Regions from separate parts of the Homo sapiens genome. Here region 2 is linked to region 1. A link is a contact called in ENCODE Hi-C data. All regions are on one chromosome and are shown on one strand. Each heading gives the region's core, a stretch centred on a gene start or an enhancer-like site at or near the end of the contact. The rest is flanking DNA. Distances are from core to core; before and after follow the strand shown.

The links. A loop is a pair of places that touch in the nucleus more often than their neighbours do. Pooled maps may share reads with other maps.
Region 2: a loop to region 1 is called in a pooled map, with 31 times the contacts of the local background. The contact joins the promoter of ZCCHC4 here to the promoter of DCAF16 in region 1. A Hi-C loop is called at or near these places in 10 of 50 pooled maps.

What each region holds. Positions count from the first base shown.
Region 1 is chr4:17,807,106-17,812,126 of GRCh38, reverse strand. It overlaps DCAF16 (DDB1 and CUL4 associated factor 16), which reads left to right and starts at 1,370. Exons shown (of 3, transcript NM_017741.4): 1 at 1,370-1,680. It overlaps NCAPG (non-SMC condensin I complex subunit G), which reads right to left and starts at 1,148. Exons shown (of 21, transcript NM_022346.5): 1 at 939-1,148. The coding sequence starts at 1,049. RefSeq lists enhancers at 677-1,189, 1,463-1,622, 1,190-1,701, 1,743-1,832, 3,452-3,601.
Region 2 is chr4:25,309,696-25,314,621 of GRCh38, reverse strand. It overlaps ZCCHC4 (zinc finger CCHC-type containing 4), which reads right to left and starts at 1,848. Exons shown (of 13, transcript NM_024936.3): 1 at 1,686-1,848; 2 at 458-576. The coding sequence starts at 1,812. RefSeq lists enhancers at 1,730-1,789, 1,318-2,194, 3,782-3,921, 4,542-4,601 and silencers at 1,788-1,992, 2,000-2,069.

The sequences.
Region 1 (5,021 bases), core at 121-2,620:
ATGCAGACAAATTAAAATATTTATTTAGTAAACTCTTAATTATCCAAACCAGCCAAAGGGCAATCAATTTGCATGAATTTCTCTCCAGGCTATAATGGGAGTACACAAGCTTGACTTTTGACAGTGAAAAGATTCCTTTGATATATTTTTTTCAATATCTTTGATTCTCAATAAGCCTTTAGTACCAGTACGTTACAAATACGCTTCTTCAACAACCCAAAATCAATACTGGCTTTTATATTTCTCATATTCAGGCCTTCCTATCACCAGCAGTTTCTTTATGAGATAACTTGCACATCCTATCTCATATCCTCAAAGCCCTGTGATGTTTACTCACAATTTTTCTTGGACCTCAAGATAATTCATCTTCCCCAAATTAATTGTTCTATTCTTCTCAAGGTTCCACTCAAAACAAACAAATAGTATGTACATAAATAAGAATGGCCAGGCCCTAAAAATAATTTGGTATTTGGTGATTGGATTCAACGTAACCGTAGGACAAGGGTAGAATCATTTGATGTTCGGCGGGGAGCGATGACCCCAGGGGCAACGACCACTGAACCCCCGCATTCAGGATCCACTCTGCGGTTCAATATTTGATGTCTGATCGCCTCGGTGGTCGTAAATGTTTCTCTCCACGTTCACGATCGGACTAAGGAATAACGGTCCACGCCGCCCAGAAGCTGGGGGTGTCGGCTCAGAAAAGCCAAGGCGGGGCCCGTGTGAACGACGCCCAGGCTTCGGAGGCTTTCTGGCCTGGGCCCAGGCGACCTCGGGTAAGTCCCTGACTTCTCCGAACCTCAGATCCCTATGAAGTGAGTCGCGAAGGTGAACAAGGCTGGAGTCACGGTGCGCCGAGCCCGAGGGCCACGGAGGGCCCCTGAGGGAGGGTGGGCCGGGGCGGGCGAGAGGCGGCGGCCGGGGCCGGGAGCGCTTACCGTGCGGTAGGTGCGGCTCAGCGCCACCACCAGCTTCGCCTGGTTCTGGTGCGGCTGCTGCGCCAGCCGAAAGGCCTCCTTAATCGACAGCAGCCTCCTTTCCGCTCCCATGGCTCTGGAACCCTGCCGGGACGAGTCCTGCCCGCGCTCGGCTACAGCCTGCCAGCCCGCCAACCCAGAGGCAGCGCTCTCCGAGTAGTCTTCTATGACAGCCCCAGGGAGTATTTACCGCTCGAACGTTCAAATAATTCCCGCGAGAGGGGGAAATCCCGCGAGACTGCCGTAAGCGCTTTGGGAGAAGAGAGCGGGAAGCGATGGGTCCACCCACCTCGCACCCCGCGCTTTGGGCGCATGCGTCTAGGTTCAACCTTGTCCAGCCGTTTTCACGGAGGGAAGTGGCGTTTCTAAGGGGGAGGGGCCTTGACTCGGCCGGAAGTAGCGTCGGCGCGGGAGCTGAGCGGAGTGGCCTTGCCACCGGAGGGGAAGGGCTGCTGGCGTTAGGCCTGGCTGGGTCGTGCGGCTGAGCGTGAGGCTAGAAAGAAAAAGCGATCCTCCAAGAGTGAGAACGGGAGATCTGCCGAGGATAACAACCTCCCTTGTGGCCGAAGGGCGGGGGATCCCCACACGAGGGCTCCGCTTCGAGAGACGGCGACAAAGGAAAGTTCGTAGCGCGTTCCGGAGGCCCGGCCACCTCTGAGAAGGGAGACGACGCTGCTGGGTCCGCTGAGCGGGGCGACCCGAGGTTAGTGGAGACGGATGCTGTCTTTTGAAGGCCTTAGTCCCTGCCCTGGTGAAGCCGACTGCGAGGTTCCACAGGGCGTGCAGGCAGTCCGGGGATCGTTGCGAAGGGGGGTGCGGGCTAACTTAGCTGCTGCCGTTTCTAGATGTGCAGCTGTGTAGGCCCTGTTTACAAGTGTGCATAAGGACAGTGTATTAAGGGAGAACTCAAGAGAATGGAAAGGTCTTTCGGGTAGTGGTTAAAATAAAGAAGAGTAGGAACTAGGTTTTTAAATTTTAAATGAAATTATATCAGACAGAACTTCTGTTGGATCTCAGGATGCACCATCCAAAAATAGGACTGTAGGAGACCAAAATATGCCACCCTACAATATACTTCTAGAGTATATTTTGAGCTGGTATTCTGATAAAATGCAGACACAGGAGTCGCTCTGAAAATCTGTCCTGTTGTAAAAGAAATTGACATCTACAGAGGAAATATACATCAGTAAAGGATCTGTATCAGAAAGAGGGCAGCTCTGCGATAATTTTTGTTACCTGGGAGATCTTATCTGCATACCAAGACAACTTTTATTCACCGTATATTTCCTCCCCTCACCTTTCCACAACTTTGTGGCCACCATCCCCCAGAAAGCCGCAAGCCCCCATTTCTTGAGTAGCGTAGGATGCTGTATAATATTCAATCATCTGACCATGGTGGGACTCCTCTGCGTATGTAATTAAGTACGGGTTTTTTTTCTTGTTAATGTCTATGTCAGGTTAATTTGTAACCCAGCCAAAGAACCTAGGAGGATGGAGGGAAGCCGTTTTTCCCTCTCCTACACCTCAGTAACCTACTGCCAGCTGAAGAAATAGAACATTACTAAAGCCACCTGTACATCTTTCTCCTTTTGAATTACCTGCCCTCCGAAGAAGTAATGGATTTTCTGAATTTACTGTTAACTTTTACCATGCAGCTTTCTATATCTTAATGACATATTTTAATATATTAATGACATGAATAAATCCCTGAATGAGGATATTGTACTATTTTGCATGTTTTAACCGTTAAATGAATAATTATATGTGCATCTGGCTTTTTTCAATCAATATTGCTGTGGTTCATATTGATATGTTCATAATAGTAACTTGCACTTAATTAACCTTTATTATGTGCCAGACACCATGCTAAGCACTTTACTTCGTTTACTGCTCACAAACCCTGTAGGATAACTTTGATCTTCTTTTAAGATGAGGAAACTACGGCACAGACAGGTTGCTATAGTACTCCATTGTATTAATATGCCATACCTTATCCATTCTCCTGCTTAATTCCTCAAACTTTGTAGATATTCAGCTGCTAGTTAAGAATGTGGTAACATTTGTGTTGCCCATAATTTTGCTTTGTGACGTTTCTAATATATATTTTTTTATTTTTATTTTGAGACAGAGTCTTGCTCTGTCGCCCAGGCTGGAGTGCAATGGCGCGATCTCGGCTCACTGCAACCTCTGCCTCCCGGGTTGAAGCGATTCTCCCGCCTCAGTCTCCCAAGTAGCTGGGTTACAGGCATGCACCACCACACCTGGCTAATCTTTTGTATTCTTAATAGAGACGGGGTTTCGCCATGTTGGCCAGGCTGGTCTCGAACTCCTGACCTCAGGTGATCCACCCGCCTTTGCCTCCCAAACTGTTGGGATTACAGGCGTGAGCCACCGCGCCCGGCTAGTATTTCTTTACTATATTCTATTTGGCTGTCTCACCAACAGAGACATCACACCATTTTGTCAGTTACAGAAGAATGAGACATCTGGCCGCCAGAGGTCAGCCTAACTATATTTCGGTTAGTTTTTTTTTTTGTTTTGTTTTGTTTTAATGGTTAAAGCCATGGGGGTATTGGTTCAGTATTTTTTGATATTATAATCTGAAAATATTTTTTCAAAGGTGCTAGATTAAATTTAAACAACATAGTATACTGCCTTAAAGCTTACATTTTTCCTGACTTTTGTACTGTGAAACAGAACAAAAACAATTATGGGAAAGTAAGAGCCTTTTTAAAAATTTTCTGAGTAACATAATAACTGAAGTATAGCCAATTAGTAATCTCACAGGTGCAATCTGGTTGAAGTGAAAATAGTAAAAATATTAGAGGACAGCACAATTAAAAGCCAACAGCTTCTCCTGTCTCAGTTAATAAAGACTTACGGTCCACGACAAAGAATGAATACTCTTTTTCAGATTGAACAAGGTAATAGTACTATAATCTAAACTTAGAAGTATTACATTGTTTCTTCTTAAAGTTATAAGCAGTTTCCTTTATATTGCTGTAGTAGCATCATATATGTTGATCCTGCCTTAAAAAAATTATCTCATTTGTCTTTGTCTAACATTACCAAATCACCAAGATATAACTTGGAACTGTTCTCTCCCTGGAGTAAAATAGAACATGCTTGTGGTAGTTACTTACTGCAGGCCTTTGCCATTCTCTGACTCTTTTATTTACTGAGCCACTCATATATGCCAGACACTGTGCTAGGAGTGTGTGAAAGCCAGAGAAATACTCATTAGAGGAAAATTGCTGACCTGAAGCCATACCATATGACCTTATTAGCACAACTCAGTGTATTCGATAATGAAAATGTTCACTGACTTTGATTTTGGAAATCCCCCCTACAGAGTAGCATAAACGAGACATTGATATTGTCTCTTTTCTCATTTAAAGCTATGCCTTTAAAGGCCACCCATGTTGCTGTATATACTTGGAATGTGTTTCCACATTTTACCAGTCCGCTTCTCCAGCGATAGGAACCTAGAATGCTTCTAATTCCTGTCATCACAGATGTAGCTTCAGGGTATATCTTCATACATGTTGTTCATACGGGAATTTCTTTGCTATCTATGCCCAAAAGTAGGATTGCTAGATCATGAGATGTGCAAATAGTTTGCCTAAGTAGTGCTGCCGGACTGTTCTTCCGAACAGTTACTCCACTCTGCAATCCCACCAGCAGTGCCAGTTCCAAAAAAGAACTCACTGACACTTGGTGTTATCCAGCTTTCTTATTCTACCAAACTGATAGCATAATGTGATCATATTGTTCATGCCTTGGGATTTTCTCTTCTATAATTTGGATATCTTTGTCCATTGCTCATTTCTTTATTGAAGTTGCTTTCTTAAAAATTGATTTAACTTTGTCCTTGGTATCTTTAGTTCAGTCCAGAAATGATTAATTGTGATGTGATTAAATTCATTTTTTGGTCTGGTGCTTTATGCTTTTTTGTTTAAGAAGTCTTTCCCTGGCCTCATTTCACAAAGATATTCTGTATTATATTTAACTAACTATATAGTTTTACCATCCCCATTTAGGTCT
Region 2 (4,926 bases), core at 599-3,098, 7.5 Mb before region 1:
TTCCTCTCTCTGGGAAATGAGGATATAAAGAAAGGATGACCCTCTGCAAATCAGGAAGAGGACAGGACCTACACCAGACACTAGATCTGCCAGCATCTTGATCCTGGACTTCCCAGTCTCCAGAACTGTAAGAAACAGATGTCTGTCGTTTAAGCCACACAGCCTATGGTACTTCTGTTACAGAAGCCCAAGCTAACACACAGAAGATCAGCCCCACCCAATATTACCACCTCAGAGAGTCTTATGGGGAAATAAGACTTTGAGACAGTAGTTTAAGATATCAGTAATCAGAGTAAACATGAACTCATTTTCTGAACCAACAAACATAGTATCTCCATCTCTCTTAAGAGATTTATCTTGTATGTTCAGACCGCATATTTTTATTGGTTTACACGTTCTCAACAAAATTGTCACACATACCAAAAATAAAAAATAAATATCCAAAAAGTTGATATACCTTTTCATCTTCCCACTGAAAAAAATTACAGTCTTTTCTATCTCTACAGGCTGAACAGGCATAAAACCTCCGAGTTTCTTCTTTCCCTTGGGTCACCTTTACAAACAGAAGAGTGGGTCCTAGTTCCAGAATAGAAAAAAAAAAAAAAAGTGTCAAGTAATGGTCATCTACGTCAAGTTCTTAGTTTTCGCTGCCCTTAAATAAAATTTGTTTGAGCTTTAGGCACAATTTATCATAATTAAATCCATCTCTTTGGTTGGTTGTTTTTTGTTTTGTTAGGGTTTTTTGTTTTGTTTTCTTGAGACAGGGTCTCCCTCTGTCGCCCAGGCTGAAGCGCACTGGCACAATCATGGCTCACTGAGATCCTGCTTCCTAGCCTCAAGCGATTCTCCCGCCTCAGCATCCCGAGTAGCTGGGACTACAGTTGCGTGTCCCCAGCTGTTTTTCTTTTTTTGTAGACGGAGTGTCATCATTTTTGCCCGGGCTAGTCTCAAACTCCTGGGCTCAAGCGATCAGCCCGCCTCGGCCCCCCAAGTGCTGGAACTACAGGTGCACGCCACCACGCCGGCTTCTCTGTGTTTAATGAATGTTTCTTTTCTCTCTGTTACAACATTCCGGCAGTGACTACTTATAAATAATTTTTGAAAACCGGTCTCTTCAGAAAGAAAATGCTATTGTCGGTACAGTTGCTGTCTACGTTGTGAATATTACAAACCTGAGACTAAAACAAGGAAGGGACTCAGAGAATTGAGGACTTTGACATCTCTTGCGCGGTTACCCTTGCAGTGAAAACCTGAGCTTTGAGCTGGAAACGCCCACTTTCTGTAAGTTAGAGAAAAACTGAGTCTAGTTCGCAGGCAAGAATTACACTGTTTTTCTCCCTAATTTTTTATTTTTGAAGGGAGAGCAAATCAACAAATGAAATCCCCAAGTACTTGTCAACGAGAACTATTCAATACCATGCATTCTTCTCTTTGCCTACTTTTCTGCCCCTTCCCCCCAAAAGAGATGAAATAGTCCTGGAGCCAAAACCACAAGAGTGGAGACTTGCTCTGAATGTTTCTCAAGTAAGTTGAAAAACACCGCGTTCCGAGGAAGGAGTATTTTCTAGGCAGCACACTGGTGAGGGAAAGAGGCGGGTAAAAATACAGGAGCCCCAAAAGCCACTTCCAAGCCAACTCACACCCTCAGCGCCCGGCAGTTAGGCTGAGCCCAGACTCTGACCCACCGTGAGGGCACAGCGGGGCGGGGACGGCAGGATCCAAAGGAAGCACCACCTCCATTCCCGAGCTTCCCCGGCACCCTGCGCTGCCCTCTGCCTCCACGGCTTCAAACCCATTCCTGGAGGCCGCCATCTTCCCGCCGCCGTCCCGAAAGCCTCAGTACGAAACAAGAATGCTGAGAAAGAGCGCCCCCGCGACCCAAAGCGACCCACAGCGCCCCCAGGCGCTTAGGAGGAGCTTGGGCGGGGGCTGCCGCGGCGGAGGCCACGCCCCGAAACGCAGTCCCCGCCCACCTGGGGGCTGCACCTAAGCGGCCCCTAGCGGTGGGGCTCGCAGGTCACTTGCGGGACCTGTGCCATGAGCTCAGCGCATGAAGCACCCTCCTTTCTTAAGAATATAGCCAGGAAGTGAGATGATTCGAACAAAGACTTGGTTGTATTGTAGGTCCAAAAGGCAGCATTACCACCTCTGCCAAATAGCTGAAATGGCTGCAGCAGCTGTGATTTAAGGATCATTCTTTGTTTTTCAAAGTCACAGTCACTGCATCATCCTCTGTAACTTTTGGACAATGCTGAAAGTTGCACATCATAGTTGCATACTCATTGACATTTATACATAAGAAAGAAAGAAAACCGTCCTGATTTGCAGATGACATGATTGTCCACATTTTAAAAATCCGAAAGAATCTATCAGGAAAACACCTCCGGTTTAAACTGAGTTCAGCAAGGTTGCAGGATATGAGATAAACACACAAACATCAACTGGATTTCTAAATACTAGCAATGATCACAAGAACACTAAAAAATAGAATACCACTTACAATCACTCAAATAAATGAAATAGGTGTAAATCTAACGAAATATGTACAGAGCTTTATGTATGCTAAAAACTCCAAAATGCTTGATTAAAAAAAATCAAGGCTGAGTGCAGTGGCTCACACCTGTAATCCCAGCACTTTGGGGGGCCAAGGAGGGAGGATTGCTTGAATCCAGGAGTTCGAAACCAGCCCGGGCAACAAAGCGAGACGACATCTCTAAAATAAATAAGCAATTTTTAAAGTTTTTTAAAAATCAAAGAATAGCCGGGCACGGTGGCTCACGCCTATAATCCCAGAATTTTGGGAGGCCAAGGCAGGTGGATCACAAGGTCAGGAGATCGAGACCATCCTGGCTAACACCGTGAAACCCCGTCTCTACTAAAAATACTAAAAATACAAAAACAAAAAAATTAGCCAGGCGTGGTGGCGGGCACCTGTAGTCCCAGCTACTCGGGAGGCTGAGGCAGGAGAATGGCGTGAACCCGGAAGGCGGAGCTTGCAGTGAGCCGAGATTGTGCCACTGCACTCCAGCCTGGGTGACAGAGTGAGACTCCGTCTTAAAAAAAAAAAAAAAAAATCAAAGAATAAACAAATGCAGAAACATACTGCATTCATAAATCAGAAGACTCAACATAGTAAAGATATCAGTTCTCCCCAGGTTTAATGCTTATACAGGTGTAGCACAATTGCTATGAAAATCCCAGCCAGATTCTTTTTGTACATTTAGACAATATTCTGAAATTTATATGGAAAGGCAAGGGAACTAAAATAGCTAAAACAATTTTGGAAAAAGAATAATGAAGTGGGAGGAATCAGCCTACTCAATTTCAAGTCTTATAGTGCAGTAATCAAGACGCAGCCACATGTCTATGGTTGTAGACGAAATAGTCTCTTATGTTATTTAAAGAACCATTGGGGCATGTGCCTAGTTAACTTCACACATTGAGTGCTATGGTTTATTACTGTAAAAACATGGCTGTTTTTCTTTCACATTTCATGTAATGGTTTTACTCAAATTCTCCATCTGCACCAGTAGCATCTGTATCTTTGATGTACCAGTGTCCCCTTTTTCAAGTTGTCCAGAACACTTTTTCAGTGTATATTATCTGCACATGTCTGGTCTTTTGAGATAGGAAACTTTCTACAGCTATGATGATGATACTCTCGGACACTATCTCAAGACCTAACTAGCTGGGCACACATTCTCAGGACCCCTTGAGACAGTGCCCTAGGCAGAATAAAAACTAAAAGACCTAACTACCTACTCACATGAACTCTAGCACTTTTATTTACAAATTTGTTTTAGATGTACAAATTTGTGATCTTAAAAGACTTGTTTATAAAATTTGCAAGTGAATTTGTAACTCGTAAAACCAGAGTTACTGAGTCTGTATTTCCTCTTTCTCTTTTAAATAATGCTGATTCTGTGAGGCAACCTCTCTAAGCAGCCAAAACCAGTACAGATGTGCAGCCTTTACAGATAAGCTTCCCCAAACAGTAAAAACACAACAAAGATTGATCCAAATAAGGTAAATGGGAGGGCACTGCAAAATGTGAGAGCTGCTGAAGGTTTCAAACATCAGGCCATTTTGTTTGCAGAGGGATAATTTTGGGGAGAAAAAAAACTCACCTTATTTTCAGATATATATATGGTAAATAGCCTGTGTTAAATATTTACTGATGGGATTATGAATATGACCAATAAGTTATACATGTTTCATTTAATTTCCTGATAGTGTCTTTAGTCTGCACAGGAAAATGCTTGAGTAGAAACATACTGAGAGATTCAGCAAGGTTCTGAAAGGAAGCCAGAGACAGAACTGAAAATAGGTCCCTTGAGGCCTAAGCACCAGGAGAGACCTAGATTACACTTATTGTCAGGCCTCTGAGCCCAGGCTAAGCCATCATATCCCCTACGCCCTGCACGTATACATCCAGATCGCCTGAAGCAACTGAAGATCCACAAAAGTGAAAATAGCCTTAACTGATGACATTCCACCATTGTGATGTGTTTCTGCCCCACCCTAACTGATCAATGTACTTTGTAATCTCCCCCACCCTTAAGAAGGTTCTTTGTAATTCTCCCCACCCTTGAGAAGGTACTTTGTGAGATCCACCCCCTGCCCGCAACACAGTGCTCCTAACTCCACCTCCTATCCCAAAACGTATAAGAACTAATAATAATCCACCACCCTTGGCTGACTCTCTTTTCGGACTCAGCCCGCCTGCACCCAGGTGAAATAAACAGCCTTGTTGTTCACATAAAGCCTGTTTGGTGATCTCTTCACATGGATGCATGAGACACTTATCACACAGAGCGTGGTCCCAGGCTGCTAAGATTGCTGGAACTCAGCTACTCTCCCAGCCGATTGTCTGGTCAAACTGGTGAGCTTTCTTTCTTTCTTTTTTTTAATTTTTTTTGAAACAGA